Regions from separate parts of the Homo sapiens genome. Here region 1 is linked to region 2. Evidence: chromatin loops called from intact Hi-C (ENCODE). Cell type or tissue: heart right ventricle. All regions are shown on one strand. Links, peaks and the distances in the headings refer to the core of each region. The heading gives the core; the rest is flanking DNA. Region 1 overlaps ZNF44 (zinc finger protein 44). Region 2 overlaps ZNF136 (zinc finger protein 136).

Region 1 (16,786 bases), core at 5,188-13,187, 89 kb after region 2:
TCTGATGTAGCAATTCAGGGATGAATGACCCATTATGACTTCTCCATTCACACTGCTTCCACATGCATCTACTCTGGCGGGAGTGTTCTTGTTTACAATACTATTTCGAATCTGGCTTAAGGTTTCTCCACACTGACTACCATCTTTACTTTTACCAAATCTCTCTACCACATCACACCTGTAAAAAATGAAAAGTACATTACTAAAGGTTTATTATTGAATTTATATTTATCAACAGGTATTAGATTTACATTTTTAACATTATCAGGCAAGCTATAAGCTTCATGTCCTGCTTCAATGTGAATGGACTGAATGTTGTGCAAGATAACTCAATCCCAGCTATTTTCAAGACAATGATATGCACATGGGGATTCTTAATTCTTTTTTTTTTTTTTTTTTTTTTTTGAGATGGAGTCTCCCTCTGTCATCAGGCTGGAGTGCAGCTGGTGCTGTCTCGGCTTGCTGCAACCTCCGCCTCCCAGGTTCAAGTGATTCTCCTGCCTCAGCCTCCCAAGTAGCTGGGACTACAGGCATGCACCACCACACCCAGCTAATTTTTGTGTATTTTTAGTAGAGATGGGGTTTCACCATGTTGGCCAGGTTGGTCTCGATCTCCTGACCTCGTGGATCCACCCACCTCGGCCTCCCAAAGTGCTGGGATTACAGGCATAAGCCACTGCGCCTGGCCTTTTTTTTTTTTTTAAGACAGGGTCTTGCTCTGTCACTTAGGTTAGAGTGCACCAGTGCCATCACAGATCACTGCAGCCTCAAACTCCCAGGCTCAAGTGATCCTCCTGTCTCAGCCTCCCAAAGTGCTGGGATTGCGGGCATGAGCTACCACACCCAGCCTCATATGGGAAATCTTAATATTGTTTCCATGGGAACTACTTTGCAAACACTGAATAGCTATGTCACATTTAATAATATATTTATGTCACATTTAATAATATATTTTTATAGAGAAATTTTTCTAAGAATAAATAAATTTAAGCTGGGCTTGTTCATAATCTTTGCTTCTTTTTAAAAGTTCTTGTCATTCTCAGAAACACTGCAAGGACATCACCTGTCTCTTATAAGTACAAATTACCTTGGATTTCTCCTGAGATTTTGGTGCTGATCATCAATGTTCTGGTTTTCCCATTTCATTCCTAAAAGAGAGATCCAGAAAATTCACTATAAATTATTACAAAATGATACAAAAATTGTTAAGATTTTATGTACACTACAATCATGTATGATTCATTCATTGAACTATAGTTGACTCCTGAACAACACAGGTTTGAACTGCACAAGTCCATTTATATATAAATGTTCTTCAGTCTCTGCTACCCCTGAGACAGCAATATCAACCCCTCTTCTTAGTTAGCCTACTCAATGTGAAGATGAGGATGAAAACCTTCATGATGATCCATTTCAACTTAATGCAGAGTAAATATAGTTTTTCTTCCTTAAGATTTTCTTATTAATATTTACTTTCTCTAGGCCGGGCATAGTGGCTCATGCCTGTAATCCCAGCACTTTGGGAGGCCGAGGTGGGCAGATCACAAGGTCAGGAGATCGAGACCATCCTGGCTAACATGTTGAAACCCTGTCTCTACTAAAAATACAAAAAATTAGCTGGGCATGGTGGCGGGCGCCTGTAGTCCCAGCTACTCAGGAGGCTGAGGCAAGAATGGTGTGAACCCGGGAGGCGGAGCTTGTAGTGAGCCAAGATGGAGCCACTGCACTCCAGCCTGGGCGACAGAGCAAGACTCCATCTCAAAAAAAAAGAAAAAAAATTTACTTTCTCTAACTTACTTTATTCTGAGAATACAGTATGCAATACATATGACATATATGTGCTCGTCACTTGTTTATATGACTGATAAGGCTGCTGGTCAAAAGTAGGTTAAGCTGTGGCAGACAAAAGATTATATGAGGACATACAACAGGTTGGGGCCTGGCACTTCACCCTGTGTTGTTCAGGAATGAACTGTATCCCTTTTCCATATTTCAAATCACTGAACAGCATTGATGACCACAAAACAAATGTCTCTAATTGACCAAATGAAGACATGATGTCATCCATACCTATACAGTTCAGGTTCCTAATGGTTTCTCGCATCACATCTCTGTAGAGATTCTTCTGTGATGGACCCAGCAAAGCCCACTCCTCATGGGTGAAGTTCACAGCCACATCCTCAAAGGCCACTGAGTCCTGAAACATCCCATATGTCCAGAAAAGGAAGGTTGAAACTCACAGTACTGAGAACCTATACTCACCTTCATAAACTTCCCATGATGCTGTGGTTTCCAAGCATTTATTCAATGACGTGGTAAATCCACTCTTATTCTGTGTCTGCACTCACTGTCTGATGCTGGAATTCTGATGCTGGAATTGGGCTTGCTAAAATAACAGTTGAGTAGGAACATATCTCTTATTGGTGAATTATGCAAGTGAATCTTATTGCCTGGATTACTCCTAATGTCTGTTTCTACAGTGGGTCTGTAGTCCTTGTCATGACAAAGTCCTACCACCTACTGTGCAAAAGAGAGTTACAATTAGCAGTCCTGAGACGGCATATCCTTACAACTGCTTGTTCACAATGTTGAACCTTTCGTGGTGTCTAGACAATGTATTTAGGGGAGGGCCCCGTAAGCATAACTAATAAAGGGGGTGGAGTGTGCCTAAACTATTTGTGTAAAAATTATGGTATTTGCTTAACTCCTAACTTCCCTCTGAGAGTTTGGAATTGTATTACATCCTCAGCAGAGGAAGTGTACCCAATCAGCCACTGCTAGGTTTGAATGTCTTCCCCTCCAAAATGCAGGCTGAAACTGAATCTCCAATGTGGAAGTAATCAAAGGTAGTGGTTTAAGAGGTGAGTGGGTCTTGAGGGTTTGGAACACATGGATGGATTAATCCACTCATGTATGAATGGCTTAATAAATAAACTGGTTATCACAGATGAGGTTCTGGTGTCCTTATGAGAAGAGGAAGATACTTCAGCTAGACACTCAGCCCCCTCATCATGTAATGCCCTGTACCACCCAGGGACTCTACAGAGTCCCCATCAGCAAGAAGATTCCCACCAGATGCCCACTTTGACCTTACTTGATCTTCCCAGCTTTCAGAACTGCAAAAAATAAATATCATTTCTTATAGATTACCCCAGTTCTGGTATCCTGTTGTAAGTAACAAAAAAACAGTCTTATAGACTAAGACATACACAAAGAAACACTCTAGGCACAGGGTCCCTAATGTGCAACTCTGGTAGATGATATTTCATATTTTTGTTGTTGTTGTTTTTTCAATGTCTTACTTGGGGGATTTAGCCTATCCTACGTGATTACACAGAGAGAATATTTGGAAGCTGGTGACTGGTTCCCTGTAGATCAAATGTAGTTAAGTATGACAAAAGACTAATAAAAGAGATTTTACCAACTAAATAGAAAAAATTGTAACTTTCTACTGGGTAATGTCGAAGGAGAAAGAAAAGAAGAGGACAGACTGCAAATGTTCTTAGACAGAATTCAGTGTCAGCTTTCATGAATATCAATTATATTCCATAAATCTCAACAGCAGACATTTAATAATCAATAACATTACATAAACCAATTTTTATAGAAGTCATAAATGTCTAAAGATGCTTAAAAAAAACCTTCTCATCAAGAAAGTAGACAGCTTTACAAAAACAAACAGAAGATTTAAAACTGTAATTTTTCACATCCCATACTATTAACAGAGAGAAAAAGATACATAAACAGGAAAGTGAAAAATGATAGAAAAGCCTTGTATTGTTTTTTCTTTGGCCCCATCTCTGCCCATCTCATTGCCAGTCCTGAAGACAGCAGAGTTCCCAGTGTAGAACTCTGATCACCACAGAGTGTACAGATCACATTTTGTTTCCACATTATTGCCTTTGTATTTTTGAATCAGTCTGGGGACTAACCGAAGGTCTGAAACAAGGCTCTCTTTTCTATTTCATCTACAACAGAATCCAATCAGAGTCAAACTGGGCAGGAACTACTTTAAAATGTTGTAAAATACACAAAAAGTGTGCAACCACCTAGGACAACACAAGATGACTAAGACATACATTAGAAGGCCAGGTGTGGTGGCTCACACCTGTAATCCCAGTACTTTGGGAGGCCAAGGTGTTGGGAACAGGCCCCCAAATCTAGCCATAAACAAAATCTCTGCAGCACTGTGACATGCTCGTGATGGCTATGACGCACATGCTGAAGGTTGTTGGTTTACCGGAATGAGGGCAAGGAACACCTGGCCCACCCAGGGTGGAAAACTGCTTAAGGCGTTCCTGAACCACAAACAATAGCATGGGCCATCTGTGCCTTAAGGACAAGTTCCTGCTGCAGATAACTAGCCAGAGCCCTTCCCTTTGTTTCCCGTAAGGAAGGCTTTTAGTTAGTCTATAATCTATAGAAACAACGCTTATCACTGGCTTACTGTCAATAAATATGTGGGTAAAACTCTGTTTGTGGCTCTCAGCTCTGAAGGCTGTCAGCCCCCTGATTTCCCACTCCACACTCTAAATTTCTGTGTGTGTGTGTCTTTAATTCCTCTAGTGCCGCTGGGTTAGGCTCTCCACGACTGAGCTGGTCTCGGCACCAAGGGGGTCAGATTGCTTAAAGGCAAGGAGTTCAAGACCAGCCTGGGCAATGTGGGGAGACCTCATCTCTACAAAAAATAAACAAAATTAGGTGGGTATGGTGGCGCATGCCTGTAGTCCCAGCTACTCAGGAAAGTAGGAGAATTGCTTGAGCCTAGGAGGTTGAGGCTGCAGTGAACCACGATTGTGCCACTGCACTCAAGTCTGAGTGAAAGAGTGACACTATTTCAAGGAAAAAAAAAAAAGACATATATTAGACCATCTAAGTCCCAGGAGAAAAGGCTAGGGTATAATTTTTCTTTACAAATAAGCATATTTGAAAGCACCCAGATATACTGGGGAATGGAGAAAGCCCCACGCAGGCACAGGAAACAATATATTTTTATAAAAGATGGGTGGGGATTCTGTTTTTCAGCTCTGGCTAACATCCAGATTTAAACAGAAAGAGAAGGCTACAGTAGTAAATACTGTGGCTAAGTGCTCAAAGAATGCCCCAGCAGAGAGCCATCCATGAAGACTGGAAGAGGTCAGGTTTTTGTTTGTTTCATCTTCTTTTTTACTTTTAGCTTCTAACATTCAGGAAATCTCTGTCAGAACGCTGGATGAACACAAGCTAAAGTCAGGAAATCTCTGTCAGAACACTGCATGATCACAAGCTAAAGAACAGAGACTTCAGTGTTTATACCCAGTAGGAAATACAGTCTCTGCAAACTAATTTGGAAATGTTACTAAACAAATGAATAGGCCAGGTGCAGTGGCTGAAGCCTGTAATACCAGAACTTTGGGAGGCTGAGGGAGGAGGACCACTTGAGGCCAGGAGTTTGAGACCAGCCTGGGCAACATAGTGAGATTCTGTCTCTATTTAAAAAAAAGAAAAAGAAATGAATAATTTCAGCCTTCAAGCAAGAATACCAAACAATTAAGGGGCAAAAATCTGATTTCCAGAGTTACCCAGTTATAACATTCAAATGTCTCCTTTTCAATACCCCCACCCCCAAAAAAACCCCAGAGAAATAAATAAAACAGAGAAACATGAAAATACGACTCATTAATGGAAACAATTTGAGATAAATCTGAGAAACCTCAGACACTGGATTTACTGAATAAAAACAGTAAAGCAACTGTCTTAAATATATTTAACTTAGTAAAGACAATAATAAACAAAGAACTAAGAGAAAACCAGAAAATTGATGTAGGGATAAAATAATACCAAAATATGTTAAAAATTGAGCCATATAGAATTTCTGCAGCTGCAAGATACAACAACTTAAATGAAAACATCACTAAAGGTATTCAACAGATGTGAGCAACCAGTGGAAAAAAAAAACTAAAATGAAGGTAAAACAATTGAAATTACCTGGTCTGAGTTAAAAAAAAAAAGAAGTTCATCAGAAAGAAAAAAATGATATGGGTTAGAAATTCAGATTGTGTGTGTGTGTGTGTGTGTGTGTATACACACACATATATATGAAGAGTGTTAGGAAACAATTAAATGAAGGCACAAAAAATTCTTTACTCTTCTTATACCTATCTGATCTAATAGATATAGGTTTATTCAAAATAATAATATCAAATTAGCTGGGCGTGGTGGTGCACAGCTGTAATCCCAGCTACTAGGGAGGCTGAGGCAGGACAATTGCTTGAACCCAGGAGGCAGAGGTTGCAGTGAGCCGAGATCATGCCATTGCACTCCAGCCTGGGAAACAGAGTGAGATTCTGTCTCAAAAGAAAAAATAATAATATCAACAATGTATTCAGTAGTTTATAGCTCCCAGTTGAACTAATGAATGAAAGTAATGTTATATGTGATGGGAGGAAGAACAGTCTATCACACTTCGGAACTGTCTATTATACCAGCACTATTCCTGAAGCCAGTATAGTACTATTTGAAATTGAAGGCCCATTAGTTGTGAATGCTATACTACAAACTCTGGGGAACTCACTAATAGAATCTAAGAAAAAGTAGACTATATAGATATATAATATAGAAAATAAAATCATATAGAATGCTCAGCTAAAAGGAAAAAGGGCAGAAAAGAGAAGTTAAAAAACACAGAGAAGAACAACAAATAGAAAACAATAATATACATGTTTATCTGAATCCAATTATGCCAACTGCCACTTAAATGTGTATTATCTATATTCACCAGTAAAAAAGAAAGGGACTGGCAGAGTGAAATAAAAAACAAGGCCCCAAACTATATTTTTAAAAAGTATTTTAAACAGAAAGACACAGATACATTAAATACACAAGTATGAAGAAATACATGCCATTCTAGCCCTGATCAAAAGAAATTTGGAAGACCTATATTACATTCAGACAAATCAGGTTTTAGATTTTTTAAAAATTACAAGGGATAGAGAGATTTCATAATGATCAAGAAGTCAATCCTACACGACATAATAATCCTTAACATCTATGCCCATAAAACAGAGCATCAAAATACATAATGCAAAAACATATAAAACCACAAGGCAAAATACACAAATCTAGGATTATAGTTGAGGGAAAACAACTCACCTCTATCAATAATTGACAGATCAGTTCTGCAGAAAATCACTAATGATATAGCTGAACTCAACAGCACTATCAATCAACTGGATTTAATTGAAACATATTTATAGAATCATTCATTCAACAACAGCATACATATTCTTCTCAAGCCTACATGAAATATTCACCAAGATGAACAATATTCTCAGCCATAAAACACACTTGAACAAATTTTTTAAAGTATGCGATCAAATCATATTAGAATTAATGTAAAAATTAGTAACAGAAGCATAGTTGAAAAACCTCAACAAAGTGGAGATTGAAGCCACAAACTTCTCAACTACACAAACTTCAAGGAGAATTGTCAAGCAAAATGTAAATATTGCAATGTTGATGAAAAGTGATATATCTTAGCAAAATCTTTGGAATGGAGTAAAGGCAGTGCTTTGAGGGAAATTTAAAGAATTAAATGCATTTCCTAGAAAGTAAAGGTTTAAAATCAACACCCTAACCTTCCATTTTAGGAAACTAGAGAAAAATGACAAGATTAATGTAAATCAAACAGAGGAAAGTAACGATGAGAAGAGATATTAATGAAATAGCAATGAAGAAATCAGTAGAAAACATCAACAAACCAACAGATGGTTCTTTGGAAACATCATTAAAATTCATAAGCCCATAGCCAAGTTAACTCAGAAAAAAGAGGAGCCATCACTACTACTCCCATGGACAGTAAAATGACCATAAAAAACTATTAGGAACAACTAAGTGCCCACATATTTGATAAAATTACACAGAATGGACCAATTCCTTGAAAGACACTATCTACCAAAACTCACAAAAAGAGACCTAAGTAATATGAATAGGCCTGTATCTACTGAAGATATTAATAAATAATAAATGTCCCAGAAAAAATAAGCAACAGGTCAGAACGATTTCACTGCTGAATTCTGGCAAGCGTTTATGGAAGAAATGATACCAATTCTCTACAATCTCTTCCAGAAAACAGAAGCAGAGGAAACACCTTCTATTCCATTTTATAAGGCCAACATTGCCCTAACACCAAAACTAGACAGACATTACAGACATATCTCCACCATGTGAGGACATAAGGGTTAGACTGCCATCTTCAAACCAGGTAGCAGGCCCTTACCAGAGGCCTCATCTGCTTGATATTGGACTTTCAGCCTCTACACCTTTGAGAAATGAATGTTTGTTGTCTAAGGCATGCAGTGTATGGCAATCTGGTATAGCAGTCCTAAGTGACTAAGAGAGGTAGACTCTTTCTCTACACACATTAGGCTTTGAAGTCTACAGGAATCAGGTCACTGGTCTCACATATAGGCATTAAGCTCCCTGCCAAGATAAAGAAGTGATAACCTACAGGTCACATTTGGCAGGTTTCCAAATCAACCCACTTGGAGAAGTCTTCTTTTTTTTTTTTTTTTTTGAGACGGAGTCTTGCTCTGTCACCCAGGCTGGAGTGCAATAGCACGATCTCAGCTCACTGCAACCTCCGCCTCCCAGGTTCAAACAATTCTCCTGCCTCAGCCTCTCGAGCAGCTGGGATTATAGGTGTCCGCTACCATGCCCGGCTAATTTTTGTATTTTTTAGTAGAGACAGGATTTCGCCATGTTGGTCAGGCTGGTCTCGAATTTCTGACCTGAGGTGATCCGCCCACCTAGGCCTCCCAAAGTGCTGGGATTACAGGCATGAGATACCACGCCTGGCGAGAAGTCTTCTAATTAAATGGCTTACATTCTGTCTGTGAGTAAAGGATCTTATCATGAGTCCCTCAAATCTTATTGTGAGTTCTTCAAACTGTTGATATGATTAACGTTATCTACTAACATCAAAAAAGACACTGATTTATTTCTGAATCATGTTTTGCTGATTGTCTTCCACTTAGAACATTTTAGCCTGTCAGCTGTCATCTATAGGCAATGATTGTAACGTCTATATTGTACCCTTCAAGGAAAATGACAATTCCGGTATGAATAGTCCTCCAGCTTCTCCTAAACTTTCTCATAAAGGCATCCAACTTGTAATCAATTTTGGAACACATCCAAATTTGTTGGTGTGTCTTCTCAAGTTGATCCTCAAATTTGGCTTACAATAAAACTTTATCAAATTGTATCTGCCTCAATGGCCTTATTTTTGGTAAACAAAAGTATCCCATGAAAGGCGCAATGTAACCATCCCCAACCAAATCCCTGGAGACACACCAGAGCAGAGATAAAGTTTATAGCCAGTTTCAAGAGACAGACCTAAAGATTAAATTAGAAGAATATACAACACCTATGAAAGACAAAAGCAGCACACTTTTAGAAATTACAGAAATTTTTTTTTCTTTTTGAGACAGAGTCTCGCACTGTCTACCCAGACTTGAGTGCAGTGGCGTGATCTTGGCTCACTGCAAGCTCCGCCTCCCGAGTTCATGCCATTCTCCTGCCTCAGCCTCCTGAGTAGCTGGGATTACAGGCATCCACCACCACGCCTGGCTAATTTTTTTGTATTTTTAGTAGAGACGGGGTTTCACCGTATTAGCCAGGATGGTCATGATCTTCTGACCTCATGATCCGCCCTCCTCGGCCTCCCAAAGTGCTGGGATTACAGGCATAAGCCACCACGCCCAGCCAGAAAAAATGTTTTTCTTATTTAACAAGAGTCTTCTTATATAAGAAAATAAAGTAGCTTCCAAAGGAGAAGTCTGGTAAATTGAACTCTAATTACATTAAGAAGAAGCAGGCATAGTGACTCACATCTATAATCCCAGTACTGTGGGAGGCCAAGGCAAGAGGAACTCTTGAGGCCAGGAATTTGAAACCAGCCCGGCAACATGGCAGACCCTCTGGCTACACAAAATTAAAAAATTAGCCAAGTGTGGTGGCACATGCCTATAGTCCCAGCTACTTGGGAGCCCAGGAGTTTGAGGCTGCAGTGAGCTGATTATGCCACTGCAGTCCAGCCTGGGTGACAGAGCTGGACATTATCTAAAAAAATAAAAAATTTAGGAAGAGTTCATCTAAGTAGAATAAATTTAAAAGATAAACCACCATCTGAAAGGAAATATTACCAATCCCTCCATGTAAAAAAGGATTCGTGTATAAAGTATGCCTAAAACAAAAAGAGAGAAACAAAGCAAACATTTGCATTTACTATGCAAATGAATTAAATGACTGAGAATTATTTCACAGATGAAAGCCCACAAAGGCGGTATGTTCAACATGAATGCTAATCCAGTAAAAACACAATATATAATCATATGGAGATAATACATAATCACATGGAGATAACTAAAAGATAAATATTAAAAGGTATAGCTTCTTCTCCAAGAAAACACCAAATGGCTGATGACGCAGGTGCAGCGCGGGGGTCCAGAGGCCCTGGGGACCCTGGGATGGGGAACCGCAGTGGCTTCCGCGGAGATTTCGGCAGTGGCATCCGGGGCCGGGGCCGCGGAGCTCTGAGAGGCAAGGCCGAGGATAAGAAGTGGATGCCCGTTACCAAGCTGGGCTGCCTGGTCAAGGACATGAAGATCTAGTCCCTGGAGGAGATCTATCTCTTCTCCCTGCCCATCAAGGAATCTGAGATCATTGACTTGTTCCTGGGGGCCTCTCTCAAGGACGAGGTTTTGATTACACCAGTGCAGAAGCAGACCCGTGCCGGCCAGTGCACCAGGTTCAAGGCGTTTGTTGCCATCGGGGACTACAATGGCCATGTCCGTCTGGGAGTTAAGTGCTCCAAGGAGGCAGCCACTGCCATCCGCGGGGCCATCATCCTGGCCAAGCTCTCCACTGTCCTCGTGCGCAGAGGCTACTGGGGGAACAAGATCGGCAAGCCCCACACCGTCCCTTGCAAGGTGACAGGCCACTGCGGCTCTGTGCTGGTGCGCCTCATCCCCGCACCCAGGGACACTGGCATCGTCTCAGCGCCTGTGCCCAAGAAGCTGCTCATGATGGCTGGTATCAGTGACTGATACACCTCAGCCCGGGGCTGCACTGCCATCCTGGGCAACTTCGCCAAGGCCACCTTTGATGTCATCTCTAAGACCTACAGCTACCTAACCCCTGACCTCTGGAAGGAGACTGTATTCACCAAGTCTCCCTATCAGGAATTCACTGACCACCTCGTTAAGACCCACACCAGAGTCTCTGTGCAGAGGACCCAGGCTCCAGCTGTGGCTACAACATAGGGCTTTCATACAAGAAAAATAAAGTAAATTAAGCCTGAAAAAAATGTATAAACAGACATGTATGCATTGTTTGTTTGTTTGTTTTTTGAGACAGATTTTCACTCTTGTTGCCCAGGCTGGAGTGCAAAGACGCGATCTCGGCTCACTGCAACCTCCACCTCCCGGGTCCAAGCAATTCTCCTGGCTCAGCCTCCCGAGTAGCTGGGATTACAGGCGCCCGCCACCACGTCCGGATATTTTGTGCTTTTAGTAGAAATGGTGTTTCACCATGTTGGCCAGGCTAATCTCAAACTCCTGACCTCAGGTGATCCACCCACCAAGGCTTCCCAAAGTGCTGGGACAACAGGCGTGAGCCACAGCACCCGGCCTGGTCAGACAGTTAATCCACACATGCTATTATGATTTCCTAGTAAACTGAAGTTTGTCTATAATCTATAACCCAGCAATGTTCCCCCATGTGTTGAAAAATTCATGAACTGTTAGCATGTAGAGACAAAACCAAAAATAACATTGTCAACAACATCAAAAAATTAACTTAAAAGTCAAGTCCTGGCCAGGCGCGGTGGCTCACGCCTGTAATCCTAACACTTTGGGAGGCCGAGGCTGGCGGATCACGAGGTCAGGAGATCGAGACCATCCTGGAGAACACAATGAAACCCCATCTCTACTAAAAATACAAAAAAATTAGCCAGGCGTGGTGGCGGGCGCCTGTAGTCCCAGCTACTCAGGAGGCTGAGGCAGGAGAATGGCGTGAACCCGGGGGTCAGAGCTTGCAGTGAGCCGAGATCACGCCACTGCACTCTAGCCTGGGTGACAGAGCGAGACTCCATCTCAAAAAAAACTCAAAAAAAAGTCAAGTCCTATGAGCACTGCAATGTGTGAGTAAACTGCATGACCCATAGCCTCAGATTTTAGCATGTGTCAAACAGATTGAGGCAAATAAAGAAAACAAAAATCTTTTCAGCACAATTTTTGTGTTTTTCCCCCGTTCATCCTTTCTTGATGTCTCTGAATCAAATCAATATTCTCTAGTGTTCCAATTTAGTTACTAATTATATTTACATTTTAGTGATATCTTTTTGCATTATATTTTAACAGGTTGCTCTGATGAACTAGTTCTCATGCATGAGAATCATCTGAAGGGCTTGTTAAAAAACAGGCCATTGGAGGCCGGGCGCGGTGGCTCATGCCTGTAATCCCAGCACTTTGGGAGACCGAGGTGGGTGGATCACAAAGTCAGGAGTTCGAGACCAGCATGGCCAAGATGATGAAACCCCGTCTCTACTAAAAATACAAAAATTAGCCGGGCGTGGTGGCGGGTGCCTGTAGTCCTAGCTGCTCGGGAGGCTGAGGCAGAAAATTGCTTGAACCTGGGAGGCAGAGGTAGGTTGCAGTGAGCTGAGATTGTGCTACTGCACTCCAGCCTGGGTGAAAGAGCGAGACTTGGTCTCAAAAAAAAGAAAGAAAGAAAACAGATCATTGGGGCTGGTTGCAGTGGCTCACATCTGTAATCCCAGCACTTTGGGAGGCTGAGGCAGGTGGATCTCTTGAGGTCAGGAGTTCGAGACCAGCCTGGCCAACATGGTGAAACTCCATCTCTACTAAAAATACAAAAATTAGCCAGGCGTGGTGGTGCACACCTGTAGTCCCAGCTACTCGGGAGGCTGAGGCAGAGGTTGCAGTGAGCCAAGATTGCACCACTGCACTCCAGCCTGGGCAATAGAGTAAGACTCTGTCTCAAAAATAAAAAATAAAAAAAAAATCATTGGGCCCCATTCCAAGAATTACTAATTCAGTAGCCTTGGGTAATACCCTAAAATGTGCATTCCTTTTATATATATATATACACACACACACACACGTATAATATATATATATATACACATATATGTATAAATTATATATATATATTCATGGAGTACCAGTGCAATTTTACTACATTGATATATTGCCTTGTAAAGTCAGGCCTTTCAGTGCATCCATCCCTGGAGCAACCCCCATTATCCACCAAATAACCTCCCTCATCCCCATGAGTCTTCACTGTCCACATATATACACATTCTTCTTTTTTTTTCCTTGAGACGGAATCTCGCTCTGTCACCCACTGCAGCCTCCGCCTCCTGGGTTCAAGGGATTCTCCTGCCTCAGCCTCCCGAGTAGCTGGGACTACAGGCATGTGCCACCACGCCTGGCTAATTTTTTGTATTTTTAGTAGAGATGGGGTTTCACCGCATTAGCCAGGATGGTCTTGATCTCCTGACCTCGTGATCCACCTGCCTCAGCCTCCCAAAGTGCTGGGATTACAAGCGTGAGACACCGTGCCTGTCCCTGTACACATTCTTTAACTACCACTTATAAATGAGAACAGGCAGTATTTGTCTTTCTGTGTCTGAGTTGTTTCACTTAAGATCATGGCCTCCCATTCCATCCATATTGTTGCAAAAGACACAATTTCATTATTTTTAATGTCTGAATAGTATTCCACTGTGTGAATATACCACATTTTCATTATTCAATCTTCTGTTGATGGACACTTAGGCTAATTTTGTATGTTTGCTATTGTGAATAGTCTGCAATAAACACATGAGTGCAGGGAACTTTTTGATGTAATGATTTCCACTCCTTTGGGTAGACACCCTGTAGTAGGAATGGCTTTTCAGCATTATATGGATGGTATGTTAATGGTAGTATTAACTAACTGGAAACTGAAGAGGCAAAATTATGCTTATGGGTGAATACATACTGAACCTATAATGAGTAACAATGACAAATTCAGAGTTATGGTTCTGACCCATGGTGTATTTTATCTAACATTACTTCTGACAGCAAATATGTAGCATTTGCTGAACACGAGCCAATTCTCCAAGAAAAACTGGTGTTCAATAATTCAATGCTGACACCACTTAACATTTCCACAGACCCCACAAATTGAGGGCTCAGTTCCACAACAGGGACCCTACTGCAGATGCCAAATGCAAGCCCTAGGGACCACCCTTTTAACCAAATGTGTATAAAACCAACAACTCTACTATCAGATTTAATAATTTGCTACAACAAGTTGAAGAACTCAGTTAAACAAGTTGCTTAAGGTTATCAGTTTGTTATAAAGTATATGTCAAGAATACCTAAATGGAAGACATATGTCAGCCCTCCAAGACATTTTAATTTGTGCAATTTCACTCTAATTAAACCAACTCACTGAATACAAAACCAAGCAGCTGATAAAGTTCAATTTTACAAAAGCCCTGTAATCCTGGTAATAAACATGATTTAAGAGGCCAGGCACAGTGGCTCACACCTATAATCCCAGCACTTTGGGAGGCTGAGGTAGGCAAATAATGAGGTCAGAAGTTTGAGACCAGCCTGGCCAACATGATGAAACCCCATCTCTACTAAAAATAGAAAAATTAGCCAGGCATAGTTGCACACGCCAGTAATCCCAGCTACTCAGGAGGCTGAGGCAGGAGAATAGCTTGAACCTAGGAGGCGAGGTTGGAGGGAGGCGGAGGTTGCAGTGAGCCAAGATCACACCATTGTACTCCAGCCTGGGACAAAGAGTGAGACTCCGTCTCAAAAAAAAAAAAAAATGTATATATATATATATATATATATATATATATGAAATCACCTGACCCCCACCACCATGCCCAGTTCTTTCTGTTCTGGACAAGTAGCCCAGTGCAAAGAAACATCCTTCACTGACATCAATTCTGGCTCCCGCCTTTTTAACCTGTAACAAGGCCCTCCAAATTCCCATTCTTTGTCTTATAAATAACTAGCTGAACAGTTTTGCCTCTACTGATTACTCTGAACAAAATGCTTCCAAAGGAAACTTGTGGCCAGGCCTGATGGCTCACGTCTCTAATTCCAGCACTTTGGGAGGCTGAAGTGGGTGGATCTCTTGAGCCCAGGAGTTCAAGACCAGCCTGGGCAACATGGTGAAACCCTGTCTCTACAAAAAATACAAAAATATTAGCTGGGCATGGGGTTGTATACCTGTAGTCTCAGCTACCCTGAAGGCTGAGATGGGACAATCCCCTCAGCCTGGGGAGGTCAAGGCTGCAGTGAGCTGTGATGGCCCCACTGCACTCTAGTCTGAGCAAGAGTGAAATTGTGTCTCAAAAAAACAAACAAACAAAAAAACAGAAAAGAAAGGAAACTATTTAAGTTTCTCTCTTTCTTCTAGGCCACTGATTTTTGACACACCCTCAGCCTAAGCCAAAACACAACCCCTCCTTCATGACTCATCCCATGAACAGGCTTGAGTCAGGGTAAAACACTCTGTGATCTAGAATCTGATTTTCACCCTCCATCCTGCCCTCTCCCTCTCATTTCCTTTGTAATGTTGGTTGCTCTTCACCTTGAAAACAACTTTCCACCTAAGCTTTAAGACGCTTTCAGATCTTATACTTAGTGCTCTTCTCCCTTATGTAGCGCTGTTTTAGAATAAACTCATTCTTTTTTTTTTTTTTTTTTTGAGATGGAGTCTTGTTCTGTCGCCCAGGCTGAAGTGCAGTGGCATGATCTCGGCTCACTGCAAGCTCCGCCTCCCCAGTTCACACCATTCTCCTGCCTCAGCCTCCCGAGTAGCACCCGCCAGCATGCCTGGCTAATTTTTTGTATTTTCAGTAGAGATGGGGTTTCACCATGTTAGCCAGGATGGTCACGATCTCCGGACCTTGCAATCCGCCTGCCTCGACCTCCCAAAGTGGTGGGATTACCGGCGTGAGCCACCGTGCCTGGCCTAGAATAAACTCATTTCTTAGCTAAATCCAGATTTATCTTACCTGAAGACTGTCTAGTGACAGCCCTACAATAACAAACACAACCTCAGACATGGCATCACCCCATCTGCCTCTGCCTGTGGATCCCCAGATTTCCAGTGCTCTGTAGCTTCTCTTAGTATAAAAGGCTCTTTGGCTGGGCGTGGTGGCTCACGCCTGTAATCCCAGCACTTTGGGAGGCCAAGGCGGGCAGATCACCTGAGGTCGGGAGTTCAAGACCAGCCTGACCAACATGGAGAAACCCCATCTCTACTAAAAATACAAAATTAGCTGGGCATGGTGGCACATGCCTATAATCCCAGCTACTCAGGAGGCTGAGGCAGGAGAATCACTTGAAACTGGGAGGCAGAGGTTGTGGTGAGCCAAGATCATGCCGTTGCAGTTGCACTCCAGCCTGGGCAACAAGAGTGAAACTCCGTCTTAAACAAAAAAAAAAAAAAGGCTCCTCCCAGGCCAGGCACAGTGGTTCACGCCTGTAATCCCAGCACTTTGGGAGGCCAAGGCCGGTGGATCACAAGGTCAGGAGTTGAGACCAGCCTGACCAACATGGTGAAACCCCATCGCTACTAAAAATACAAAAATTAGCTGGGCATGGTGGCACACGCCTGTAATCCCAGCTACTGAAGAGGCTGAGGCAGGAGAATCGCTTGAACCCGGAAGGCAGAGGTTGCAGTGAGCTGAGATCACAGCATTTCACTCCAG
Region 2 (16,786 bases), core at 3,541-11,540:
ATTTTTAGCCAGTTTGCAAATCAGAATCTGAGCAAGAAAATCCCTGGAGTGAAACTCTGTGAAAGCATTGTATATGGAGAAGTCAGCATGGGTCAGTCATCCCTTAATAGACACATCAAAGATCACAGTGGACATGAACCAAAGGAATATCAGGAATATGGAGAGAAGCCAGATACACGTAACCAGTGTTGGAAACCCTTCAGTTCTCACCACTCCTTTCGAACACATGAGATAATTCACACTGGAGAGAAACTCTATGATTGTAAGGAATGTGGAAAAACCTTCTTTTCTCTCAAAAGAATTAGAAGACACATCATCACACACAGTGGATATACACCATATAAATGTAAGGTGTGTGGGAAAGCTTTTGATTATCCCAGTAGATTTCGAACACATGAAAGAAGTCACACTGGAGAGAAACCCTATGAATGTCAGGAATGTGGAAAAGCCTTCACTTGTATCACAAGTGTTCGAAGACACATGATAAAGCACACTGGAGATGGACCTTATAAATGTAAGGTATGTGGGAAACCCTTTCATTCTCTGAGTTCATTTCAAGTGCATGAAAGAATTCACACTGGAGAAAAACCCTTTAAATGTAAGCAATGTGGTAAAGCCTTCAGTTGTTCCCCAACCTTACGAATACATGAAAGAACCCATACTGGAGAGAAACCTTATGAATGCAAGCAGTGTGGGAAGGCCTTCAGTTATCTCCCCTCCCTTCGACTACATGAAAGAATTCACACTGGTGAGAAACCCTTCGTATGTAAACAATGTGGTAAAGCCTTTAGATCTGCCAGTACCTTTCAAATACATGAAAGGACTCACACTGGAGAAAAACCTTATGAATGTAAGGAATGTGGGGAAGCATTCAGTTGTATCCCAAGTATGCGAAGACACATGATAAAACATACTGGAGAAGGACCTTATAAATGTAAGGTATGTGGGAAACCCTTTCATTCTCTGAGTCCATTTCGAATACATGAAAGAACTCACACTGGAGAGAAACCTTATGTATGTAAACATTGTGGTAAAGCTTTCGTTTCTTCAACATCAATTCGAATACATGAAAGAACTCATACTGGAGAGAAACCCTATGAGTGTAAGCAATGTGGGAAAGCCTTCAGTTATCTCAACTCCTTTCGAACACATGAAATGATTCACACTGGTGAGAAACCCTTTGAATGTAAGCGATGTGGTAAAGCCTTTAGATCTTCTAGTTCCTTTCGACTACATGAAAGGACTCACACTGGACAGAAACCCTATCATTGCAAGGAATGTGGGAAAGCCTATTCTTGCCGTGCCAGCTTTCAGAGACACATGTTAACACATGCTGAAGATGGACCACCTTATAAATGCATGTGGGAAAGCCTTTAATGCTCTGGGTTCATGTCAGATACATTAAAATACTCACTGAAGAGAAGCCCTATGAATGTAAGTAACGTGGGAAAGCATGAAATTCTGTCAGTGCCTTTTTTAATACATGAAAGAATTCTAGAGAGAAGCCATATACATGTAAGTAACATGGGAAAGCTTTCAATCATTTTAGTTCCTTTCAAATACATGAAAGAACTCATCATGGAGAAAACCAAACAAATGCTTTTTGGAAAGGAACCCATATTTGAGAGAAACCCTGGGTAAAGGGTGTAGGAAAGGTTTTGTCATCACACAACCCTGTCACACATGAATGTGTAGTGGAGAGAACCTTGGTAAATGTAAAGAGTGTGGGAGAGCCTTTAGTCATTTTAGTTCCACTTGAAGCCATGAAAGAACACACAAAAGAGAAAGCTCTTGAATATAAGCAATGTCCACACGTTTTTAGCCAGCCCACATGCTTTCAACAACATGTAAGAATGTACCCTGGATCAAAACACTATAAATGTGAAAACTACAAGGAAGGTTTTCCATTATACTTTTAAAGTCATTTGAGGGCTCTGGCTCTGTGGCTTTGTGGGTTAAAGTACTTGTCTGGCAAACAGGAGATGCTGGATTTCAATCCCAGCAGGGCCTCACTAGTTGAGGTATTGAATTTGAACAGATGTTTTGGCTCTGGCTGGGTGTGGTGGCTCACACCTGTAATCCCAGCACTTTGGGAGGCTGAGGCAGGAGGATCACTTGAGGTCAGGAGTTTGAGACCAGTGTGCAAAACATAGCAAGACCTCATCTCAGAAAAAAAAAAAAAGTCATTTGAAAACTTCTAATACAGCAAAATCCTATAAATGTAAGTACTTCAAAAAGCCTCATGCATAGCGGGTCATGTAGTCTCTAGAAAATACATAACCTGATGGAAATGTAGAAGCTATATGTATATTTTGTTAATTAGTGGCTCATATTTAAAATAGTTCTCTGACTATGGATTTCAAATGCTTAATCTCACAAAGAAATGTTAAATTGATATAATCCTGTAAGTAATCTGAAAGCAATAGTGCATGAATTTCATAGGTAGTGTTGTTTTAGGTCAGTAAATAAAATATTTGTCTTTCCATTTTGAAATGTGTTTAATCCAACAATGAATTTAAATGTGTTTCTCATATTCAGGTATGTTAAATTGTATATGGTTGCTTAATTGTTCTGTGATTGAGGACCACTGAAAAATAAGTCTTAATAAATGTTGGTATGAACCTACTTGCTTCATTTAGCAGGTTCTTGATTCCCTTTCCACATTATATACATTCCATCATATTTATTGGAACAGCTCCTTTTTTTTCCTTTTTTCTTTTTTCTTTCTTCTTTTTTCTTTTTGAGACAGGGTCTCGCTCTGTGCTCTGTTGCCCAAGCTGGAGTACAGTGGCATGATCTCGGCTCATTGCAACCTCTGCCTTCTGGGTTCAAGTGATTCTCCCACCTTAGCCTCCTAGGAAGCTGGGACTACAGGCATGTGCCACCACACCTGGCTAATTTTTTGTATTTCTAGTAGAGATGGGGTTTCACCATGTTGGCCAGGCTGGTAGAACTCCTGACCTCAAGTGATCCACCCACCTCAGCCTCCTAAAGTCTGGGATTACACGTGTGAGCCATCACACCTAGCCCATTTTTTTTTTCTTGGCTCAAATAATTTTATTTTGCTTCCTATTAAAGAGTTGTTGTTAATTCTAAGTATGTAAAGTTTATCACAGACTGTAGTCTCGTGAATTATTATTTTAACCTGTTGTTCTTTACTCCTTGTTATTTATTCTGGCTGCTCTTTGTATAATTGATTTTGGGATAAGGAGACAGCTATGATAGAATAATAAAATCTAAAATGGGAGATGCCTTTCATGGATTGTGTCATGTCAATCTGGGTAATGGGAACTAAACTTTTCAGACTTCATTTCTTTCTTTCTTTCTGAAATAGGGTCTCACTCTGTCACTCAGGCTGGAGTGCAGTGGCACGACTGTGGCTCACTGTAACCTCAAACTCTGGAGCTCAGGTGGCCTTCCGACCTCAGCCTCCCAAATGGCTGGAACTATAGGTATGTGCCACCAAGCCCAGCTAATCTTTTTATTTTTGGTTTTTCATCTTTTTTTTTTTTTGTAGAGATGGTGTCTTGCTATGTTGCCCAGACTGGTCTCAAACTCCTGGCCTCAAGTCACCCTCTAGCCTCAGCCTCTTAAAGCACTAGGATTACAGGCATAAGCCACTGTGCCTGGCCCAGAATTTCTTTCTTTCATGGTTACCTGTAGACTGCATCAATAGCCTAAATTCCTGGAAGTTTAGAATGCAGAAGTGAAGAACGCATTAGTCAGATTTTGGAGGCATCATACGGAGAGACAGATGCATATGGGCTGTTTGGACATGGTCATCTAGCCCATTTTCCTGATTCTTTGCCCTGCCAATCAAGAGTATCCTCAGCCGGGTGTGCTGGCTCACACCTGTAATTCTAGCACTTTGGGAGGCCAAGGCGGTCGGATCACCTGAGGTGAGGAGTTCGAGACCAGCGTGGTCAACATGGTGAAACCCCATCTCTACTAAAAATACAAAAATTAGCTGGGTGTGGTGTCGCGTGCTTATAGTCCCAGCTGAGGCAGGAGAATCGCTTGAGCCAGGGAGGTGAAGGTTGCAGTGAGCCAAGATCATGCCACTGCACTCCAGCCTGGGTGACAGAGTACAGAGTAAGACCCTGTCTCAAAAAAAAAAAAAAAAAAAAAAAAAAGAGTATCCTCTAATCCACCACTAGCTACTTCACCTCCATGTTCTCAAAGTTATGGATTTCCATAGATGTTTTTAAAAGCTTCATATCAAAGATTCAGCTGCCATTTGGATATTCCTGAAGGCCCTAATATATCTGCCAAGTAATCAGTTCATATTGTCATTGTTGGGAATAGTCTGATGATCTGACTTGGTTCCTGTACGGTCCAGTTTGTACATAAACATTTTTGTCCATAGGGACAGTGAGTGTTACTGATGCAGGTTGAGAGCTACAATGGCACTATCCAAAAACAAAACGAAAAACCCTACATGGAGCTTGTTCCTCTGCTGCATTATGCAGAGATGGGTCTCACCCCGTTCTTTCATGTGAGAATAAGCACCTTATTCATTATAGAAACATTGTGGGTGTTTCCTGTTACTCATAGCTGAATGCAGTCCCTCAGTTTATTTTGAATTATGTTTGAGTACATATGATTACAAACAATATACATGTCCTCCTCAAACAAAAGTTCTCTACACATTTCTTAGAAATATTAACAGTATGCAAGCAACTTGCATACTGTCTGGTGAGTTTTGTATTTATTGAGAATATATATTAAAATATCCCATTCCAATCATGGATCCGATAAACTTTATAATTAAGCTATTTGTCCAACATTGTGAGTCAATATTACTGTGAGCTTACAACTTCAGGCCTTTTTTTCCTCATAAATTTTAGTTTTCATGCTTATTTGATTACAACTTTTATGATGATAGTAGTTTTTCATATGCATAATACCAAAAGTCAAATCATGTTGTGAGTGATTTCTTTCCAAGGACTATCAGGGACGTCCCTGTTGTCAAGCAGGGTGTAATAAATTGTGGTAATAAATACTACCACAGGCCGGGCGCGGTGGCTCACCCTGTAATCCCAGCATTTTGGGAGGCCAATGCGGGCAGATCACTTGAGGCCAGGAATTGGAGACCAGCCTGGACAACATAGCAACACCCTGTCTCTACTAAAAATACAAAAATTAGCCTGGTGTGGTGGTGCACATCTGTAATCCCAGCTACTTGGGAGTGGAGGTTGCAGTGAGCCAAGCACGCCACTGCACTCCAGCCTGGGCAACAGAGTGAGACTCTCTCAAAAAATAAAAAAATAATAAATACCACCACAAACCAGTAATGACTGTAAGGTGTATCAATAAGAGGGTATTTAAAAGAATTTATTGCAGAACTTATGCTGCTTTTTGGTTGCTTGATTCCTATTTAAGGAAGCAAAAAATTTCTCTGTATTTGATATAGTGAAGAGGTGAACTTAATTCTACCCTTGGTAATTCTTTTTATTTTTGAGACGGAGTCTTGCTCTGTCACCCAGGCTGGAGTGCAGTGGCGCAATCTCAGCTCACTGCAAGCTCCGCCTCCCGGGTTCACGCCATTCTCCTGCCTCAGCCTCCCGAGTAGCAGGGACTACAGGCACCCACCACTACGCCCGGCTAATTTTTTGTATTTTTAGTAGACGGGGTTTCACCGTGTTAGCCAGGATGGTCTCGATCTCCTGACCTCGTGATCCACTGGCCTCGGCCTCCCAAAGTGCTGGGATTACAGGCATGAGCAACCGCGCCCGGCCCTAGTAATTCTTTTTTTTTTTTCTTTTGTGAGACAGAGTCTTGCTCTGTTGCCCAGGCTGGAGTTCAGTGATGCGATCTTGGCTCACTGCAACCTCCACTTCTCTGGTATAAGTGATTCTCCTGCCGCAGCCTCCAGCGACAGTGCCAGACTTCGTCTCAAAAAAAACCCAGAAAACAAAAAGACAAAAACCTTTCAGAATACTTCCTGAATGATCTGCCAGAGCCTGTTTTACAGCTTTTTTTCTGGAGGCGGAGGGGACATGGTCTTGCTCTGGAGTAGCTTGGATTACAGGTATGTGCCACGACACCTGGCTAATTTTTGTATTTTGAGTCGAGACGGGTTTTGCCATGTTGGCCACGCTGGTCTCAAACTCCTAGGCTGAAGTGATCGGCCCACCTCGGCCTTCCAAAGTGCTGGGATTACAGGTGTGAGCCACAGCACCCAGCTGAATATACATTTTTCTAAGGAAGATAAACAACTGAGCAAGGGGACCTGAAAAGATGCTGGACATCATTAAGTAAATGCTAAACAAAAAGGCAAGGAAATACCACTTCAAACCCACTAGGATGGGTAGAATGAAAAAGTGAGATAATAACACATGTCAAGGATATGGAGAACTTGGAACCCTCATACACTGCTGGTGAGAATGGAAAATAGAGCAGCCGCTTTGCTTTTTTGTTTGTTTTTTAAATTTTTCTTTTTTAAGAGATGGGGTTTTGCTCTGTAGCCCAGGCTGTCAAGGCTCACTGCACTCTCAAACTTCTGGATTCAAGAAATCCTCCCATCTCAGCCTCCTGAGTAGCTGAGAACACAGGTGTGCACCACCATGCCCAATTAATTTTTCTTTTTCTTTTAGAGATGGGGTTTTGCTCTTTTGTCAGGGCTGGTCATGAACTTTTGGGCTCAAGCTATCCTCCTGCCTTGGCCTTCCAAAATGCTGGGATTACAGGCATGAGCCACCGTGCCCTGCCAGGAGTTTCTTTTTTGAGGTAATGAAAATGTTCTAGGCCTGGCGCGGTGGCTCATGCCTGTAATCCTAGCACTTTGGGAGGCTGAGGCGGGCGGATCACGAGGTCAGGAGATCGAGACCATCCTGGCTAACACGGTGAAACCCGTCTCTACTAAAAAATACAAAAAATTAGCTGGGCGTGGTGGCAGGCCCTGTAGTCCCAGCTACTCGGGAAGCTGAGGCAGGAGAGTGGTGTGAACCCGGGAGGCGGAGCTTGCAGTGAGCCGAGATGGCGCCACTGCACTCCAGCCTGGGCGACAGAGCGAGATTCCGTCTCAAACAAGAAAAAAAGAAAATGTTCTAGGCCAGGTGCCGTGGCTCATGCCTGTAATCCCAGCAGTTTGGGAGACTGAGGCAGGTGGATCACTTGAGGTCAGGAGTTCAAGACCAGCCTGGCCAACATGGTGAAACCCCGTCTCCACTAGAAATACAAAAATCAGCCAAGCACAGTGGCGCGCGCCTATAATCCCAGCTACTCTGGAGGCTGAGGCAGAAGAATCGCTTGAACACCAGAATCGGAGGCTGTAGTGACCCGAGATCGCGCCATTGCATTCTGCACTCCAGCCTGGGCAACAGAGTGAGACTCCATCTCAAAAAAAAAAAAAAAAGAAAATGTTCTATAATTGACTGTGGTGATTATCTGTTTGCATCTTTGAATATACTTTACTGAATTGTACACTTAAAAGGGATGCATTGTGTAGTGTGTTTTATTCTGATATAGCTTTTCAAATAAATATGACTTCAGATTTTTGATTAATCTGTTAAGCATACTAAGAGTTTCCAGATATACCTTAATTTACATCACTTTTTATTGTTCATTTTTGTATCAGTGAAAATAGGGATTCAATTACCTTAGGTATATCATAGTCGTTTACATTTCAAAGTTCTCTGCGAACACAATCTGTAACCTATTTAAAATAAATTTTCCTGTAGTGTGAAATGTACACTTCAGAGTTTAATTGAACATATCTCACAGCTGTGGTTAGTCTGATAAGCGTCCTTGCATCCATGCTAGGGATGTGGGGTTCAAAGAGATTGTGTGTAAAAGGCTCTGGAGGCCAAGGGATTCTTTATTTAAAGTAAATGTGTGGGGATTGGGGAAGGAATGGGTGGAGGTCTCAATGCCGTTAGCCGTCAATGTCAGAATGGAGCTAGACTCATTACACACGGCGAAGTCACTTTTAAAGTGTCTGTGTTTGTGAACGGAGCTCACAGTTCCACGAGTGCCCTCTAGACTCAGGCCAAGTCCCTGGCCCCCGGAGGAGTCAGACCCTCTTGTTCCAATCTGGACTTGCCTGGGTGACCCTCTTGCTGTGGATTTGTTCCTTAAAGGGTCACTACATCTGGCAACTGAGGCTGGAATTCGCCGCGCACACTTTTGTCCCCGCGTTCAGAAACAGCTGCGACAGGATGCCAGAGTCCATCGAGAGGCTGGGAACAAGTTCGGCTTCTACTCAACTGCCCCTCGCTGGGACTGGTTTCCCCCCGGACTGAAGCAGGGTTTCCCCGGCGACATGACCTTTCGCAGCTCTGTCACTCCATGTGAAGAGGGCGGGGCTTCGTGAACTGTCCAATCAGAGGCGCCACGTGGAAGGTGGGTGGGGCAATGCGGCATAAAAGAGGTGGGCGTCGTACGTCGTTACGCAGCGCGGTTGCTGGGCACCTCGACTATCACCTGACCGTAGTAATATCTCCCGCTACGCGCGTTGTGACCAATGCTGCATACAGGAGATGAGGGAGGACGGCCAGACACCTGGAAGCCGGAAAATGGTGAGTGTGCGGGGCCGGTGTCCCGAGACCTGAGGAGGGACAGGTTGGAACCGGCCGGAACCGGCTGTGGCGGGACCCGGGGCTCCCCTCGGCGACTCTGGGGTCTGGGACCCGGGTCCCTCTGGCGCAGCTGGGCCCTCAGTGCCCTCGGCCGCAGAGTGGGGCTGGGCTGGCATCCGGGACCCCGGGCATCCTGTCCCGTTCCTGCGCGACGCCTGCGGCCCCGGCCTCAGCCTCGGCGCCCTCTCTGGGCAGCTGCACGCCGCAGCCTCGTGTCTCCCCAGATTGCACGGGAGCCCCGGGAGGGTCATGGGGAGGATTCCGACTCGTGTGTGGGGTTCGTGCGTGGGAGGAGCAGTGTTCTGTGTGATCCTCAGTCCCTCCTTTCTCCATAAAGGTCACCCATCTTCCCTTGAGGTTTCCAAATGTATGGAAAGCAGGGTGTCAAATCCATAATCCTGTCTCCAGACTATCTCTTCCTGGGGCTGGCAGTAAATTCCTAAGTTTGCGGATCCCTTCCCGCATTCCCAAAGTCTAACGCCCCCTCTCCAGTTCACAGCGTCATTGTCAATTGTTTGGCCTCTGGTGCATTTCACACGGACGCCGTGTTTCTCATTTTTCCGAAGAACCAGGGATGACTCGTTTTAACGGATTTATTTTTTGTTTGCGGATATTTTACATGGGAGGAAGGCAAAGAATACCCACCTGGAATTGTTACATAAATCCTTATGACTCTCCTTCCAGTATCTCTCCTGAGCACAGACACACTGCAGGAACTCTTGGGTTGGGGCTCCTCTTTGGAAACTTCCCTGGGTGACCTGTCTTTTTTAGCAGTTTCAGGTCGGCACTGCCCGTCCTTGACTTTGTATTCTTGAAAAGATTTGACCACTCACTTGTGTGTCATTTTCTTCATGTATCTGAAAGGTATATAATCAATAGCTACTAAAAGTATTATAATTTTTTATTTCTAATTTTTGTGGGTACATAGTAGGTGTATATATTTATGGAGTACACGAGATGTTTTGATGCAGGCATGCAACGTGAAATAAGCACATCGTGAAGAAAGGGATATCCCCTCAAGCATCTGAGTTGCAAACAATCCAGTTACACTCTATAAGTTATTTTAAAATGTACAGTTCTGTGTGGTTTTTTTTTCCACCCATTAATTGTCCTCTCCTTTCTCTCAGGCTCCCACTACCTTTCCCAGCTTCTAATAACCACCCTACTCTCTAAGTCCATGAGTTCAGTTGTTTGATTTTCTTTCTTTTTTTTTTTTTTTGGAGATGGAGTCTCTCTCTGTCACCCAGGCTGGAGTCCAGTGGCGCGATCTCGGCTCACTGCAAGCTCCGCCTCCCGCGTTCAAGCCATTCTCCTGCCTCAGCCTCCTGAGTAGCTGGGACTACAGGCACCCGCCACCATGCCCGGCTAACTTTTTTTTGTACTTTTAGTAGAGACGGGGTTTCACCGTGTTAGCCAGGATGGTCTCGATCTCCTGACCTCGTGATCCACCTGCCTTGGCCTCCCAAAGTTTTGGGATTACAGGCGTGAGCCACCGTGGCCGGCTTGTTTGATTTTTATAATAGATCCCACAAATAAGTGAGAAGATGTGATGTTTATCTTTCTGTGCTTGGCTGATTTCACTTAACATAATGATCTCCAATTCCATCCATGTTACAAATGACTGGATTTCATTCTTTTTTTTTTATGACTGAATAGTACTCCATTGTTTATATGTACCACTTTTTTTTTTTTTTTCCCGGCAGAGTCTCACTCTGTGCACTGGTGTGATTTTGGCTCACTGCAACCTCCGCCTACAGGGTTCAGGCGATTCTTGTGCCTCAGCCTCTCGAGTCACTGGGATTACAGGCATGTGCCTCCACACGGGGCTAATTTTTGTATTTTTAGTAGAGACGGGATTTCGCCATATTGGCCAGGCTGGTCTCGAACCCCTGATCTCAGGTGATCACCTGCCTCGGCCTCCCAAAGTTGTACCACATTTTAAAAATCCATTCATCTGTTGAGGGACACTTACATTGCTTCCAAATCTTAGCTATTGAAACAGTGCTGCTACAGATACTGGAGTGCAGCCATCCCTTCGATACACTGATTTCCTTTCTTTTGGGTATATTCCCAGCAGTGGGATTGCTGCATGGCATATGGTAGCTCAATTTTTAGTTTTTTGAGGAACCTCCAAACCGTTCTCCATAGTGGTTGTACTAATTTACATTCCCATCAACAGTATACAAAGGTTTCCTTTTCTCCACGTCCTCTCCAGCTTTTGTTATTGCCTGCCTTTTTGACTTAAGCCATTTTAACTGGAGTGAGATGATATCTCATTGTATTTTTTTTTTTTTTTTTTTTTTTTTGTATTTTTAGTAGAGACGGGGTTTCACCGTGTTAGCCAGGATGGTCTCAATCTGCTGACCTCGTGATCTGCCCGTCTTGGCCTCCCAAAGTGCTGGGATTACAGGCGTGCGCCACCGTGCCCGGCCTCATTGTAGTTTTGATTTGCATTTCTCTGATGATCACTTTTTCATATAAACACCTTTTTATATGCCTGTTCGCCATTCGTATGTCTTGTTTTGAGAACTGTCTATTCAAATCTTTCGTGCATTTTTTGATTGGATTATTAGACTTTTTTTCCTGTAGCGTTTGAGCTCCTTATATATTCTGGTTATATTAATCCCTTGACAGATGGGTAGTTTGCAAATATTTTCTCCCATTCTTTGCGTTGTGTCCACTTTGTTGATTGTATCCTTTGCTGTGCGGAAGCTTTTTAATTTGATGTGATCCCATTTGTCCATTTTTGCTTTGCTTGCCTGTGCTTGTTGGGTATTGCTCAAGAAATTTTTGCCTGGACCAGCGTCCTGGAGATTTTCCACAATGTTTTCTTGTAGCAGTTTCCTGATTTGAGGTCTTCAATTTAAGTCTTTAATCCATTTTGATCTGGTTTTTGTATTTGGCAAGAGATAAAGATCTAGTTTCATTCTTTTGCATATGGATATCCAGTTCCCAGTACCATTTATTGAAGAAACTGTCTTTTCCCCAGTGTGTATTCTTCACACCTTTGTTGAAAATGAGTTCACTCTAGTTGTGTGGATTTGTTTCTGGGTTCTCCCTTCTGTTCTGTTGCTCTATGTGTATGTCTTTATGCCAGTACCATGCTGTTTTGGTTACTATAGCTCTGTAATATAATTTGAAGTCTGGTAATGTGATTCTTCCAGTTTTGTTCTTTTTGCTTAGGATAGCTTTGGCTATTCTGTGTCTTTTGGGGTTCCATATCAATTTTAGGATTGTTTTTTGTATTTCTGTGAAGAATATCCTTGGTATTTTGATGGGGATTGCATTGAATCTGCAGATTGCTTTGGGTAAATGGACATTTTAACAATATTGATTCTTACAATCCATAAACATGGAATGTTTTTCCATTTTTTTGGTATCCTCTTCAATTTCCTTTATCAGTGTTTTATAGTTTTCATTATAAAGAGCTCTCACTTCTTTGGTTAATTCCTAGGTATTTAATTTTATGTGTGGCTATTATAAATGGGGTTACTTTTTAAATGTATTTTTCACATTGTTCACTGTTGGCATATAGAAATGCTACTGATTTTTGTTGATTTTGTATCCTGCAACTTTACTGAACTCGTTTATTCTTACAGTTTTCCTGTAGAGTCTTTAGGTTTTTACAAATATTAAGATTATGTCATCAAAAGTATAAAAAATTTTAAAGAGGCAAGAAAGAGGTGAATTTCATAAAAAATAAAACACTTCAGTATTACACTGAAATTGGTGAACATTTTTTTCTTTTTTTCTTCGCCTTAGGTTGTGTAGTAAGTTTCTGAGGTCTGTTCTTTTTTGTGTGGTGATTTCAAATGGAATTTCAGAGCATAGCCATACAACACCTAGAAGTATCCAAATATGATTATGAGAACATTTATTGCCATAGAAATAATAACTGAAATTTCTTTTTTTTTTTTTTTTTTTTTTGAGACGGAATCTTGCTCTGTCACCAGGCTGGAGTGCAGTGGTGCAATCTTGGCTCACTGCAACTTCTGCCTCCCGGGTTCAAGTGATTCTCCTGCCTCAGCCTCCTGAGTAGCTGGGACTACAGGCGCCACCACTATTCCTGGCTAATTTTTGTATTTTTAGTAGAGTCGGGGTTTCACCATGTTTGCCGGGATGGTCTCCATCTCTTGACCTCATGATCCGCCTGCCTCAGCCTCCCAAAGTGCTGGGATTACAGGCATGAGCCACCATACCCGGCCCAATAACTGACATTTCATTTTCTGCAAACAATAGACATTTGTGGATTTCAGGGACTAGGGCTGGTTTGCTAAGGTGCCTTACAATTTTCTTAACACTTTACACATCAATACTTGATTTGAGAGATTTTGCAGAATTCTTCAAACATTGGGTTTGTCTCAGTTAAAGTATCTGTTTAGGCTGGCTGTGTTGGCTCATGTCTAATCCCAGAACTTTGGGTGGCTCATGAGGCAGGAGGATTGCTTGAGTCCAAGAGTTCAAAATCAGCTTGGGCAACATGGCAAAATCCTGTCTTTACAATAAAATAAAAATACAATATCAGTGGTGGTCCAAAGTAACATCACTGCCCAAGCTAAGGCCACCCTTGAGCCTGCCAAGAGCAGTAATTAAAGGCCCTGTTGGTTCTTCTTGGGGAGCCTCCCTGTTCATACCATTAAGCCCTTTATACCAAGAGAAGCCACAGAGCACTGGAAAGCTGGGGATCCACATGCACATGTTTTGGGTGGAGGGGTTGCTTTCTGAGGTTGTAATTGTGGTTTTCTTGGGCGTGTTTTTTAGACATGAGGTTTGTTTTGCATTCACAATGTTGCCACATTCAGAGTATAATTCTTACATACTGAGAAAGCATGTGAAGTTCAGGAGTGCTGTCTCCAGGACACAGGGTTAATGAATTTCGGAGGTTATTTTTGGGCCAGAACCTTAAAGTAAATCCAGCTGAGAGTTTCTTCTGCCCAAGAATTGAAGCCTGGGAGAGGAAGTATTTTCACACTGCCAGGGGCCAGTTAGGGTGTACGGAGCTCCCAGAGTTCATTCCTGTGGCTACTCAAGTGTCTCTTCCCTTCATCACCAGGGACTATTCCACTCTAGAAGTTACATGTCAGAGGGAGAGCATGGACCTCAAGCATGTTAAGGTGTTTAACCTCTTGAATGTGGGTTTTCCTTGTGAATTGTGGGGAAGCAGCCTGCTTATCTGAGCTAATTAGAATATTTATGTTTCCTTTGGATTATTTTATCTGTTGAGCATTGTGGCCCTTCAACTCTGGTTTCCCTTATTTTATAATTTTATTGCCTGTGTCAGTGTGTAAGATTTTAGTTTCTTTCACTTTGAAAATGAAGGTTGTTAGATATGGTGGGAGTAAGCAAGAAAATTCTGGAACTAAACAAAATGTTTGTTTCTTGAGGCCAGAGAACCTCAAGATACGAGATGAGTATGTTTAAGTTCTCAGGTACTTTTTTCATTTTTAGATCAGTTTTTGTATGTGATTGTCCATAAAGAACTTTGAAATTTAAAAGGGTATACAGTTGCTAAGACAAATGACTTCCTGATTCCGTTGGTAAGAGGAAAACACAGTTGAATTCTTGTTTTAATTGATGTGAGGAAAACTACTAAAGTTTATATAATCTTTGAAACTCCTGCTATATTTAAATTAGGCCCAAATCCATAATGCATTTTATTTTATTTATTTATTTATTGAGACAGAGTCTCACTCTGTCGCCCAGGCTGGAGTGTAGTGGCACAATCTCGGCTCACTGCAACCTCCCAGTTCAAGTGACTCTCCTGCCTCAGCCTCCCCAGTAGCTGGGATTACAGCCGTGTGCCACCACACCCAGCTAATTTTTGTATTTTTAGTAAAGACAGCGTTTCACCATGTTGGCCAGGCTGGTCTCAAACCCCTGACCTCAAATGATCTTCCCACCGTGGCCTCCCAAGTTGCTGGGATTACAAGCGCGAATCACCACACCTGGCCCGGAATCCGTATTTAATGTTTGCTAACAACCTAAGACTCAGCGTTCCCTTTTTCCCTTGTGACCACACCTGGACAAGCTGATGAGTCTAAGGGCTCCCTTCTCTGTCATAGGCAAGAGATTTAAACCATGTAACTACATGCCCATACAGGGGATCTTGTGCCCAACTCTACCCCAACCACAGTAAACAACCAGGCCAGGCTCCTTTCTTTGCTCTCTCAGGCCATTTCAGTTATGCTTGATGGGTCTGTCCTGCTCTTCCCAAGATCTCAACAATGTGAGCAATAAGCCTTTTAATACCCCCTCTGTGAGTGCCAGACCATCATCAGTTTTGTCAGAACTATGTCTCTGAAGGTGACCACAATGATTGGTGCCGTGAGCATGTTGTCCAGACACTGATCACCACTTGTGGGTCCTTCATCTCTTTATTATTATTTTTTGAGATGGAGTCTCGCTCTGTTGCCCAGGCTGGAGTGCAGTGGTACGACCTCCGCTCACTGCAACCTCTGCCTCCCGGGTTCAAGCGATTCTCCTGCCTCAGCTTCCTGAGTAGCTGGGACTACAGGCATGTGCCACCACGTCCAGCTAATTTTTTGTATTTTTAGTAGAGACGAGGTTTCGCTATGTTAGCCAAGATGGTCTCAATTTCCTGACCTCGTGATCTGTCTGCCTTGGCCTCCCAAAGTGCTGGGATTACAGGCATGAGCCACCGCACCTGGCCTTTATTTTTTTAATTATTATTGTTATTATTATTTTTTGAGACAGAGTCTTGCTCTGTCACCCAGGCTGGAGTGCAGTGGTGTGATCTCAGCTCACTGCAACCTCTGCCTCCCAGGTTCAAGCAATTCTCCTGCCTCAGCCTCCTGAGTAGCTGGGATTACAGGTGTGCATCACCACGCCCGAGTTATTTTTGTAGATCTTCTCTTGCTCTGACTTGCTAACCCACTGTCCTGCCTGATGGCCAACATGTCCAGTGAGCTACTGCTGGCTAGAAAGCTGGTGCTTCGAGTGTGCTGCTCTGTGTTGCATGTTGAGCCCTACCAAGTATGGGTTCTATATTCAACTGACTGAGTCTGCCTTTTTAAAAATAATTCTTTGGCATTTAAGAGTAGGACTATGCTATTGGACCCCTCCTTCAATTGATGCTGGATCTATCTGTGTGTTTAGAGTGAAGCTGTGCCTGATGCTGGGTTGGCCCGGTGTGCAGGGTGCCAGGGTGCAGCGGGAGGGTGGACTATATACACCCTGTACAAGAGGTGCTCCTGAAACAGTAGTCATTTAAAGAGGAGAGAGAAAGGGAGGAAAGGCAGCCATCAGGTGGCGCACTGAGTCCACACCCCAAAAGGCAAAGGGCTCACCAGGACCTTAAGGACCTCTGCTGCTGCTGCTGCTGCTTCAGGTACCTTTATCACAACAAATATCCTGACCCTGGGGCATAGACGGGACAATATCCATGATTCCCCAGTGGCATAACAAAGGGGTTAGTTTAAACCTGACATAGGCTAGAGATCCTTAAACCCTATGAAGGAACTATTGCCATGGAGGAGGCCCCTAACTCTGATGACACTGAACTGAGCCTCTCTGGAGGAAAAAAAATTGTAACTGTCCCATTAGAGAAAGTACCCCTTTTCCTTGAAGTATATCCACTGACCAAAAAGAAAGAAAGAAAAATAAAAACATGGAAGGAAGGGAGGGAGGGATCTCTTGACCTCTTAAACTCTTAGCCTGGGGAACCTAGTGTGACCCCATGTCTCTCTTTTTTTTTTTTTTAAACAATGCTAGTAATAAGAGGGTTTAAACCTCTGTGGTTTACTGATTTACTCTATTAAAGTAACTTATCATACATATTTTTTATGTTTGTGGTGGGATGCTAAATATTAGGATGGGCATTGCTTTATTTTTTATTTATTTTTATTTTTTTATTATTTATTTATTTATTTATTTTTTGAGACGGAGTTTCGCTTGTTGCCCAGGCTGGAGTGCAATGGCACCATCTCGGCTCACTGCAACCTCTGCCTCCCGGGTTCAAGCGATTCTCCTGCCTCATCCTCCCAAGTAGCTGAGATTATAGGCGTGTGCCACCACGCCTAGCTAATTTTTTTGTATTATTAGTAGAGACGGGGTTTCACCATGTTGGCCAGGCTAGTCTCGAACTCCTGACCTCAGGTGATTCACCCGTCTCCTCTCAAAGTGCTGGGATTATGGGTGTGAGCCACTGCACCTGGCCGATTTTTTTTTTTTTTTTTTTGAGACAGAGT

Evidence for each region. Hi-C counts contacts between places; a loop is a spot of excess contacts. Peaks named below come from ENCODE experiments on the same cell type or tissue, not always from the same donor. Only the 100,000 strongest peaks of a DNase experiment are listed, where the experiment ranks them.
Region 1: a loop joins it to region 2, with 2.5 times the contacts of the local background. A loop is called at or near these places in 6 of 110 quality-filtered maps.

What each region holds. Positions count from the first base shown.
Region 1 is chr19:12,273,886-12,290,671 of GRCh38, forward strand. ZNF44 (zinc finger protein 44) reads right to left here. Exons shown (of 4, transcript NM_016264.4): 2 at 2,071-2,197; 3 at 1,088-1,148; 4 at 1-178. It also overlaps the pseudogene RPS2P53. Among named protein-coding and RNA genes, the nearest start is that of ZNF44, 13 kb to the right of the region's middle. RefSeq lists an enhancer at 15,388-15,477 and a silencer at 15,456-15,656. In heart right ventricle, for the core only: no CTCF peak of the experiment used is centred there; no DNase peak of the experiment used is centred there.
Region 2 is chr19:12,186,625-12,203,410 of GRCh38, forward strand. ZNF136 (zinc finger protein 136) reads left to right here. Exons shown (of 4, transcript NM_003437.5): 4 at 1-3,247. The coding sequence ends at 1,377. It also overlaps the pseudogene LOC100289333. Among named protein-coding and RNA genes, the nearest start is that of ZNF136, 32 kb to the left of the region's middle. In heart right ventricle, for the core only: no CTCF peak of the experiment used is centred there; a DNase peak (open chromatin) is centred at 8,327; H3K4me3 peaks cover 1,682 bases; H3K27ac peaks cover 1,318 bases.